Regions from separate parts of the Mus musculus genome. Here region 2 is linked to region 1. A link is a loop called in an ENCODE intact Hi-C map of the cell type or tissue named here. Cell type or tissue: left cerebral cortex. All regions are shown on one strand.

Region 1 (5,000 bases):
CCTTTTGGAACTCCCGCTCAGAGCCCACTGGCTGTGCCTCTGATAGGGACCTGCTGTCTTTTGGGAAAGGCACAGACAGCATAGCGCTCGGGCTATGCTGGGAAGTGGGTGGGAGAGGAGAGGAGCAAGAGAAAGGTAAGGTCAGGAACCAAGAGAAAGCTTATCAGCTCCCGGACTCTAGAATCACCTGGGAGATGGGTCTCTGCGTACACCTGTGGGGCACTCTTGATGGTGCTCAGTGAAGTGAGCAGAGCCCACGCCTTCATTGTGGGCGAGACCATTCCCTAGGCAGAGGATCTTGGACTGTATTAGACGGAGAACACCACCAAATATTCCTCCTCCTGTTTCATGACTGTGGGTGCCCTGTGACCAGATGCTTCAAGCTCTTGCCACTGTGGCTCCCGCTTATGGGTTCCCCTTGACCTGAGCTGCGGGGAGAGCAAACACTGACCTGTACAAAAAATACTCATACATCACAAGGAGAGGGCTGACTTCAAGCCAGGTGCACTCAACGCTCTGAAGCGACACTTGCTGAGCGCCTCAGAAGAGTCAGGGAAAGCCTGCTCGGGCTTCATCTTCCCTCTTCCAAGCCCAGTGGGTGCAAGGGTGCACGCTCTCAACGAAGGGCCCAGTAACAGCGCCCAGTCAGGCACAAGGAGGGGGTTCAACTGGTGTCACCTGGACAGGGGACCAAGTATACTGTTCACTCCTAACAAGTGCTGAAGAGCACACGGCAGACCCATCTCCTTTGACCTCAAGGTCACTTAGTAGGACCAGGGAGGAAGGTGCAGGTGAGGCGATAGCACGGGTCTGAGATGCTTGCTCTAGGCGTGGGCGGGGCAAAGCTCTCATCTTTCTGAGCATCAGGTCTCAACCCTCCTGGGCTGTGGTTGCAAAACACACTGTGCCATGGGCCACCCCAGCCAGATATGGGGGTCCCCGGAACGAGGGTCTTCGAAGGCTAGATGGGTAAGGATTTGGCGGCGACCAACAGAAACATACACAGAGGCAGTTTGAATCTGAGTGTATTTTTTAGCTCTCAAGCAAGGATTTTTATGCATAATGAAATAAGTATTACAACTCTTAGAAGATGTGTTTAGTGGGGCAATCACGGATTGGACAGATAACATCATTGTTATTTGGCACAGCAAAGCACAAAATCATCCGAGGCTAATGGCATATTTCCAAGAGCGGGTTAATACATTTTATGGTCAGTTATTATTTAACATCTAGTACCTGATTTTTTTTTTTTTTGTGAATCTTCAAGGTGTGAATTTTAAATTCTATTTTAATTCTTTTTTATTTAAGTCTTTCTTTACCATATACCAAAGCCCACTTCTGACAACACACACGTAGCCACGTGAAATTTTGTTGTTGGGAAAGTTTTGAATCTATCATAATACTATTTTGTAATTTTGTAAATGATTTATGTTTTCTGGGAGATAAGGTCATGGCTAGTGACCCCATCTCAAGGGATGGTTTCTTATCCAGTTTCTCGATTAAAATCTCATCCTAGGCTATCAGGAGCATCTTGTAAATAAGAAAGGAATAGAAGAAGATAAAACAGATAAATTGCCATGAGAACTACGGCTCAATATTTTGCTCCGGCCAAGAATTCCACAACTGGTTCCAGGAAGCCTCCTTCTTTTGAAGCTTTAGCCTCAGTTTGTGGAACTTGTCACACAGATTCTACTGGGGTTGGTGTGGCAACAATGTAAGTTGTTGGGCGATGAGATCCCAGGGGCTAGGCACAGGCAGACTCAAACCCTAAGAGACTGTCTGATCCTGTTCCCATGACAACCGTCCGCAGCTCACATTGGCTGGCGCTCTGATTGGCAGTCTTGGTGGCAGAGTGCTCGCAATGCAGGGCGGGTGCAGGTCTCCTTCCTGGGATGTCCGCAATTGTCTCCGCTCAGGCCTCCCTGCAAAAGTCTTCAAGGCCGTGTTCCCTTGGGAATGCTGATGGGACTTGAGTGGCCTCAGGGCTTCCAGAATGGACCTATGGGGACGCCCTAGTGTCTTTTCTAGGAAAGCTGCTGTTTCTTTCCCGGAAGAAGGTGGCGGGCTGATGCTGCCCTGGTTCCTGCGTGAGTGCGTACGCGTGTCTGGGAAGTCACGTGTACATCTTAACGTCACACTTGCCGAATTAGGGATTCCTACCAGCCTCCTCCTAGAGTCAGCTTGTTGCGTCAGGAGTCCAGAAGGTCGCTCGCTTGGAAAAAGACTCTCTGCCTAGAGGGCGCTGGGAAACGGAGGAGGGTGTGGGTCATCAGCAAAAGGTGCACCCGCTCCTGCCTGCCATGCCCATGTTTCAGCCCCTTTGGGCTGTTTCATCTTTCACTCCGTAGGACAGAGATTGAAGAGGTTTCAACCCTGATCTTTTTGATCATCAAAATTCAGACATTCTCCCTAGCCCAGCCTTACCGTTTATCTAGTTAGAGCAATGAGATACAAGAAGCTTTGCTGTAGGGATCCACCTGTCCTGGATTTGTAGTCAGAGCGCACTTGGTGGATGCAGAAGGGAAACCGGCTCAGGACAAGCGTGGGCGCTCACCACAGAGCAAGGGTTGCTTCCTGTGCGTTCTGACTCCTGGTGTTACATCCCTCCTTTACGCTTGCTGACATCGCCTGTTGTCCTGTGGGTATTCCGAGCTTAGCAGCTCCCACGTTGCTTGTCTCTGAGTGCACCACAACACACACACACACACACACACACACACACACACACACACACACACACACACACCATGTGCGCGTGCGTGAGCGCGGCGCGGATCCAGCGTAGGCTGTCTGAGGCACTCCCTCTCATAGCCAATGTTGGCTAAATTCCATCCATCTTCCCCTTTAGGATGTTTTTATTTTCTGTGCCTTTCCAGCCCATGTCAGCGTGACACTCAGGTCTTCGCTGCAGTCAGCAATTACCTCTCTCTGCTCACCAGTGAGCTAACTTCTGGCTTTCTGGGTATATCTGCCAGTGATAAGACCTGCCCTTCCATTTACTGGTCTTGTTTCCTCTGTCTCTATATCTACGATATCTACGTCCTCTGCCCACGTGCTCACTTGAGGAAACTCAAGTGAAGCACTATATATATATATATATATATATATATATATATATATATATATATACACACACACACATATATACATGCATGCATACATACATACATATATACATACACACATGTACACTATATACATACACACATATATATATAGACACACACATCCTTCATATCCTGTATATATACATGTGTGTGTATATATATACACACACACACGTACACATATATACATACATATATACACACACATATATACATATATATACATATATATATATGGCCATATATGTGTGTATGTATCCTTCATATATATATACACACATGTACACATATATATACATACATATATATACACACATGTACACACATATATACATACATATATATACATATATAAATATATACATATATATAAGGCCATATATGTGTGTGTATCCTTCGTATATGTATACACACACACACATCCTTCATATCCTGTATATATATGTGTGTGTATATATATATGTATGTGTATATATATCCTTCATGCACACACACACACACACACACATATAACCAGATGCAACTTTCATGGATCTGTCTTCACCCTCCCTCCACCTAATTCAAGACAGGCTCTCTCTACCCTTGCTGCCCTCACCTTCTAGAGCACGGGTCAACCTGTGGGTTTCAACTCCCTTGGTGGTCACATATCCGATGTCCTGCATATCAGATATTTACATTACAGTGAGATTCATAACAGTAGCAAGATTATAGTTATGAAGTAGCAATGAGATAATCTTCTGGTTGGAGCCACTACAATGGGAGGAATTGTATTAAAGTTAGGAAGATTGAGGACCGCTGTGCTAGAGACTCCCCTATTTGCCTCTTACTCCCAGCAGTGGTACTGGGGTGCAGATGCCTCCTTTGCTCCAGGCTCCACAATCTCCCATGAGATTGTGAGATCTGAACTCGGGCTGGCAGGCCCACCTCACAAGCATGTTACCCATTGCTCTATCTCCCGGTCCAGGATGGAGCTTTGATTCCTGCCTCTGGTCCCTGGCTTTCCCATGCAGACCCAGTTCATCCAAATGACAAGCAGTCTTCTGATATGCCTAAAAAGTTTTTTAACATGCTTATTTTAACTAGCTCTATTTACATATAGTAAAATTCATCAATTTTAGTGTTTGATGGTTTAATAAATGCATATACCTATGTACCTATTACCTGAACTGACACATAGAATATCCTATCAGCTGTCCCTTGTCTCTCAGGGATCCCTTGGGACTTTTATCTATTTAACTTTCTTTGCCCCTGAATCCAGAAATGAGTATGATTCTGTCAGTGCAGTGAATTTCTGCTGTAGGTTAAGATAAATAAGGCCATGTAGTATTCCTCTTCTTTTTGTTAAAAAATTCTTTTAATGAAAAACTATTTTATTTTATGTATATGGGTGTTTCTCGTGCATGTATGTCTGTGCACTGTGCAGGGCGAGGGTATCAGATCCCCTGGAGCTAGGTTTCCTGATGATTGTAAGATGCTGTGTGGGCAATGGGAATCAACCCTGGGTCCTCTTAACCTAGGAGCCATCTATCTCTCCAGCCTTAAGGGTTATTTTTATTTTTATAGCATGTGTGTGTACATGTCTGATGAGTGTATTGCACACGTGTGCAGGAGCCCACGTGTTGAGAGCTTTTGGTGCTTCTTTTAGGGATTTGGCATCTGTCACTGGGCTTAGACAAGAATAAGAATATCAGAAAAAGCCAGGCGTGGTGGCGCATGCCTTTAATCCCAGCACTTGGGAGGCAGAGGCAGGCAGATTTCTGAGTTCGAGGCCAGCCTGGTCTACAGAGTGAGTGCCAGGACAGCCAGGGCAATACAGAGAAACCCTGTCTTGAAAAACCAATAAATAAATAAATAAAAATAAAAAATAATCAAAGAACATAGGTATTAATTTGA
Region 2 (5,000 bases), 59 kb after region 1:
GGCTGAGTAGTGGACAATGGGGTGACCCTAACATTCTGGATTGTCGAAAAAGAAAAGAAAAACCCACATGTCTAATTTTGCCATCTTATTCTGTATGAAAAGTTTGTTAATAGAAGTAGGAAGTAGAAGGCCGTGAAGCCAGGCTGTACTTTTTCTTAATTGACCCGTGTGTGCTAAAACCTGATTTGGAAGAGTCCTGGGACACAGGTTCGGGGGGGTGGGGGGCAAACAGTGCCTTCTGAAGCCCGTGTTTCACAACACTATGATTATATCTTCCCTGTGGGGATTTGCAAGCTGCCAGGGTGGTGAGCCAGGTTTGCACTCAGACCTGTAGACTACCGAACGTGCTAAGCCAGCTAGGCTTAAGCGTGGAGACTCGCTTTTGAAACACACTGATTTTTCTTGGGACAAGGCTCTAGTTTCTGTTAGTGTGCATCTGTGACTATTACAAATGGGACAGACAGAGCTGCTGCGATACAGTTGGCCAGGGGCGATGGCCGTGCGCAGTCAGGGCCCAATTAACTGATTTCATAGTGGCCACAGCATGACTGAAACATTCATTTTGGAGATGAAGTGGAAAATAAAAGCAAGATGAGGGCCATTGCAAGCGTCTGATAGAAACGCACGGCGAATTCAATGGAGAGACAGGAGCGTTAGGTCCCGGAAGACAAGCATGACATTGCAATTTAGTAGTGACGAGAAAACTGACGTCTCTTGGAAACACTGACCCACGTTTGCTGGCTTTCTCCGTTAAGTTTGTTACTGCGCAGCCGCAGCTGTTTAAAGCCCGTCCTGAAATATCTGCAGTGCAGAAAATTGGGACTTTGCAGCAGGCAGAAAGGACTGGCTGTGTACGACTTTCGATGGATTTGGAAAGCCCTGCAGAAGTGGGCGGTGACAATGGAGAGGTTTATTTTTTTCTTTTTCTTTGGCTTGTCTGTGGAATGGGTGAAACGGGAACACATACTTGGGTATCGCTTCCCTAGCACACCCGAAAGGTGAGCATCAGAGACAAGACCCACAGGGTAGAAAAAGCATGGCCAGGCCAAAGGCAGCCAGCCACACACACATAGCTTTCCTTCAGAGGCCATTCCTGGTGCAGATGGGGAAACAGAGGCAGCAGCGGCGTGTGCTGACTCTCAGCTGTTTAGGAGCTGAGCCCAGAACATCCATTGCCCAGACCTCCCCCTTTCCCTTCTGTTCCCCAGCCATGAAGTCTCTGCCTGTAAATGTTGGCGCCCACATTCAGAACATAAAACTCCTCCTCCTCTCTTCTCCCTGAAGGATTAATTTGTTTTCAGTGTTTACATTAGCCAGAGACCAAGTAGGGAATACTCCTAATTCATTTTTTTCAAACGAGATGTTTTTAATAGTTTCCCGGCGTGGGCTGCTTGGCTGCTCTGTGAGAGAAGCCAAGAGTCTGCTCAGAAAACTCGCTTCAGCTACATCAAAACGCTGCTGTCAGGGCCCTCGAGGAGCCCGACAGTTGTCAGTCATGCGCAGACCTCACTGTTTTTTTTTTTTTTTTTCCCCCCGAGCATCCTGGAAATAGCATCCAAGACTGGACTATATCACTCCAAAAGAATAGTGTGTAATGATGGGGCTGTTCCCAACCATAGCTGAGAATACAATACATCACGGACGGGGATGCAAAGATGTTAGACAGGGGTGGGGCGCTTTTCATGGCCGCAAAGCTCTCGTGCTTGGCAAGGCAGGGCACAGCGGCTACTCCTACTCTGGTGTACAGGCAGGCCTGGGGCATGACTGAAGAGAGGGTCAGAGTGAAGGAAAGCTGGTACAAGAGGAGGGTTAACAGGGTTGACCAGAGAAGAGACTGACAGCTGTCAAGCAGGGTCACATGTTCTAGCCACTGTCTCAGGATTCAGCTGTGGAGTCTGGGGAGGCAGGGTAGACACAGACCTGATGATTCAGTTTCCCCATATGTTGCTGGACTCAAAGGAGATGCCATCTTATGGGCTTGACTCCATGCCTGGGCTGTAGTCCTATTGAAGACCTGAGAGCCCGGTGTCCTGCTTGGTCCCTGGACGTGTTGTTCCCACTAGGACACTGCAGAGACTCTCCTGCATACTGTCCACCATCGCTCTAGCCCCGAGGGTCCTCTGGTTCCCCATGTTGGAAATGTGAAGGGTTGGACCAAGACTTGCTGGGAGCCATCATGCGGTTTGAACTTGCCTTTGCTGGTTTTGCCAACCTCAGGAGGAGGAAACTCTTTTTGAATGATCTCATGGTGGGTTGGGGACCGGCACAAGTGAGAGGCAGTTTACCTTAAGGAAGCCCACTCTCAGTGTGTCCTGCTGCTGTCTAGTGTCCCAGTCTGACCTTAGGTTGATTCATTGCGGCAGTTTTAAGGATGAGAGAGAGTGAGCAGCACATGCAATAGATTGACAGGCGCCCCCTAGTGGAACATTGACATCACACTTCCTCCCGAGGCCTGGGACTTTGTAGGAGAGGACACTTTGTAAGTGCCGAAGGTTGGGGTATAGTGTCTTCTGGACACGACAGGGCTGTGGCACTCATGAGCTCTCAGCATGGCTGCCTTCACAAAATCTACCCAAGACCATGGCGGTCAAAATTTCTGTGTGGATAGGGACTGGCTCTTAAAGCTCCGCCTCTAGCTTGGGAGCTATTGGTAGTTGGAGGCTGCTCAGGGGGAGAGTCAGTTTTCTTCAGGGGTGTGGCTCCTGGTACCCATGCTCTACTGTGTGGCCTCACCCCGCACCCAGGAGCATACAGGCAGCATTAATTCACTGGGATCGGGCCATGATGGAGGGGTCTGGGAGGAGTTGGAGCTAAGAGTAAGGGCTGGGTATTACCAGAATACATTGTATACCCGTATTATTTCTCAAAGAATAAATATATATTAGAAAGAGTAACATAGAGTTAATAGCTGTTTGATAAGTCATGGACCCCCCGCGCCCTCTTGGTTTAAATTCCCTGGAATGAGAAGGTTTCTGTGGTGCCGTTCTGTAACTTCAGTGGCAAATCATTTTACTAAACATAAGAGGCATGTATCAGATTTTAGATCATTTAAGGTGTTTTTCAATAATCAGTATATGACTAAAAATAACTTTAGTGGTGTATCTCTCAGTACATTACCCTACGCTCCAGTGAATGGCCTCACAGCCATACACATATGAGCAGCGCTAATCGGTCTCAGTGGGTTGAAAGAACTGATACAAAGCTGAGAGAGTGGCATGTTGAGGAGAGCGGAGGAGGGTGTGTGTGTGTGTGTGTGTGTGTGTGTGTGTGTATGTGTGTGAATATGATGAAACTCCACTATATTCCTTTATGAAATTCTCAGAGACTAGATAAAAATAATATTAAAAAAGAGACTCCTAAGACTAAAATAAGCTTAGCTAAGGAAATGAAAGATTCCCATGCAGAAAAATACAAGGTGATGCTGAAAAAAAAAACCTAAATAAACCAAATTACATGCTATGTTCACAGGTTGGAAGCCTCCATACTGTTCGGATGGCAATACTACCCAAAGTGTACAGCTTTACTGTCGTCTCTGTGAAAATTCCAGCAGCCAGTTCAGAGGAGATCACAGGAGCCCACATGGCTGGAGCCAGATAGCTGAAGCCAGAAAGAATCATGAGAGCCACACATGGCTGAAGGTAGAGGGGGTCACTGGAGCCCCACATGGCTGAAGCCGAAAGGGATCATGGGAGCCCCACATGGCTGAAGCCGAAAGGGATCATGGGAGCCCCACATGGCTGAAGCCGAAAGTGATCATGGGAGCCCCACATGGCTGAAGCCGAAAGGGGTCATGGGAGCCCCACATGGCTGAAGCTGAAAGTGATCATGGGAGCCCCACATGGCTGAAGCTGAAAGGGATCATGGGAGCCCCACATGGCTGAAGCAGAAAGGGATCATGGGAGCCCCACATGGCTGAAGCAGATGGGAAAGAACAGACATGAGAGAATTTCACCTCCTGATGAGAACCGTCTTGGTCACTCTGAATGGCTTTTCACACTTAAACAATGCAATAAAGTAATAAAGTTGAGAGTCTGGAAATAGTCACAGTCACCGTGACCATTCAATTTCAGTAAGGGTGTCACAATTGCTTCATGGGAAATGACAGCCTCTTTGCAAATGCCCCTGGAACAACTGGGTGTATACGTGCAAAAAAAAAAAAAAAAAAAAATTACTCCCTACCTCACCCGTATATAAAAAGGCATCTCAGTAAGAAAGCTAAAGATATAAAATTGATAGAAGAAAACAGTTTGCCATGATGGCTTTGAGTTTGGTAGTGGATGCTTTACTAAGATACTACAAGTAGAAGCAATAAGACTCTATCAGAATAACGTTCTATGCATTAAATGTCATTATCAACAAAGTGGAAAGACACCAAGGAATGGTGAAAATAGTCGAGATGATCTATCAGCTAAGCATCTAGCATCTAGGACACAAGCAGAATGCTTACAATTAAAAAATAATGATCCAGGGCTGTGGAGACGACTCAGCAGTTAAGAGCACTTGCTGCTTTTCCGTAGGACCTGAGTTTAGTTCCTACCACCCATGTCTGGCTCACAGCTGCCTGTGACCCCAGCTTCAGGGGAGCTGACGCCCTCTTCTGGCCTCCATGAGCAACTGCACTCATGTGCACATAACACACATTAAAAATAACTAATAATTCACTTGAAAATAAGCAACCCCCCTGACTAGCCCATGTAGATGCATGGAAACACCTCAAAATGAGCTATTGTTTTCTACCTCACCTCAGTCATAAAGCAACGAGGCCAAGTAACCATGGACAGAAACCTCAGACGCCCGGAAACCGCAGGAACTTCTTCCCACTTGGAGTGACTTCCCTAGGCATTCTGTCACAGCAGTGGATCGCTGACTGACTAACATGCCTTCTTCATTCTGGCAGGTTTGGGTTCCTTAAACCATGGGGTCTCTCTATTTCCTTCTTTTTCTTTTGCGTACATTGGTGCGGGTTCTCTGATATTGTTTTTTGATTTAAAACATTTTTT

What was found. A loop is a pair of places that touch in the nucleus more often than their neighbours do. Peaks named below come from ENCODE experiments on the same cell type or tissue, not always from the same donor. Only the 100,000 strongest peaks of a DNase experiment are listed, where the experiment ranks them.
Region 2: it touches region 1 in a loop (5-fold over the local background); 1 of 42 quality-filtered maps calls a loop at or near these places.

The regions. Positions count from the first base shown.
Region 1 is chr16:94,722,319-94,727,318 of GRCm38, forward strand. Gm41507 (a long non-coding RNA gene) reads right to left here and starts at 2,826. Exons shown (of 2, transcript XR_876285.2): 1 at 2,425-2,826; 2 at 1,010-2,242. In left cerebral cortex, a CTCF peak has its summit at 2,046; DNase peaks (open chromatin) are centred at 1,850, 2,100, 2,593, 2,637 and 1 more place; H3K4me3 peaks cover 1,548 bases; H3K27ac peaks cover 1,145 bases.
Region 2 is chr16:94,781,482-94,786,481 of GRCm38, forward strand. The region is part of intron 3 of Kcnj6 (potassium inwardly-rectifying channel, subfamily J, member 6); the gene reads right to left. Among named protein-coding and RNA genes, the nearest start is that of Gm41507, 59 kb to the left of the region's middle. In left cerebral cortex, CTCF peaks have their summits at 2,428 (motif pointing left) and 4,591 (motif pointing left); DNase peaks (open chromatin) are centred at 820, 1,227, 1,935, 2,021 and 1 more place; H3K4me3 peaks cover 780 bases; H3K27ac peaks cover 2,173 bases.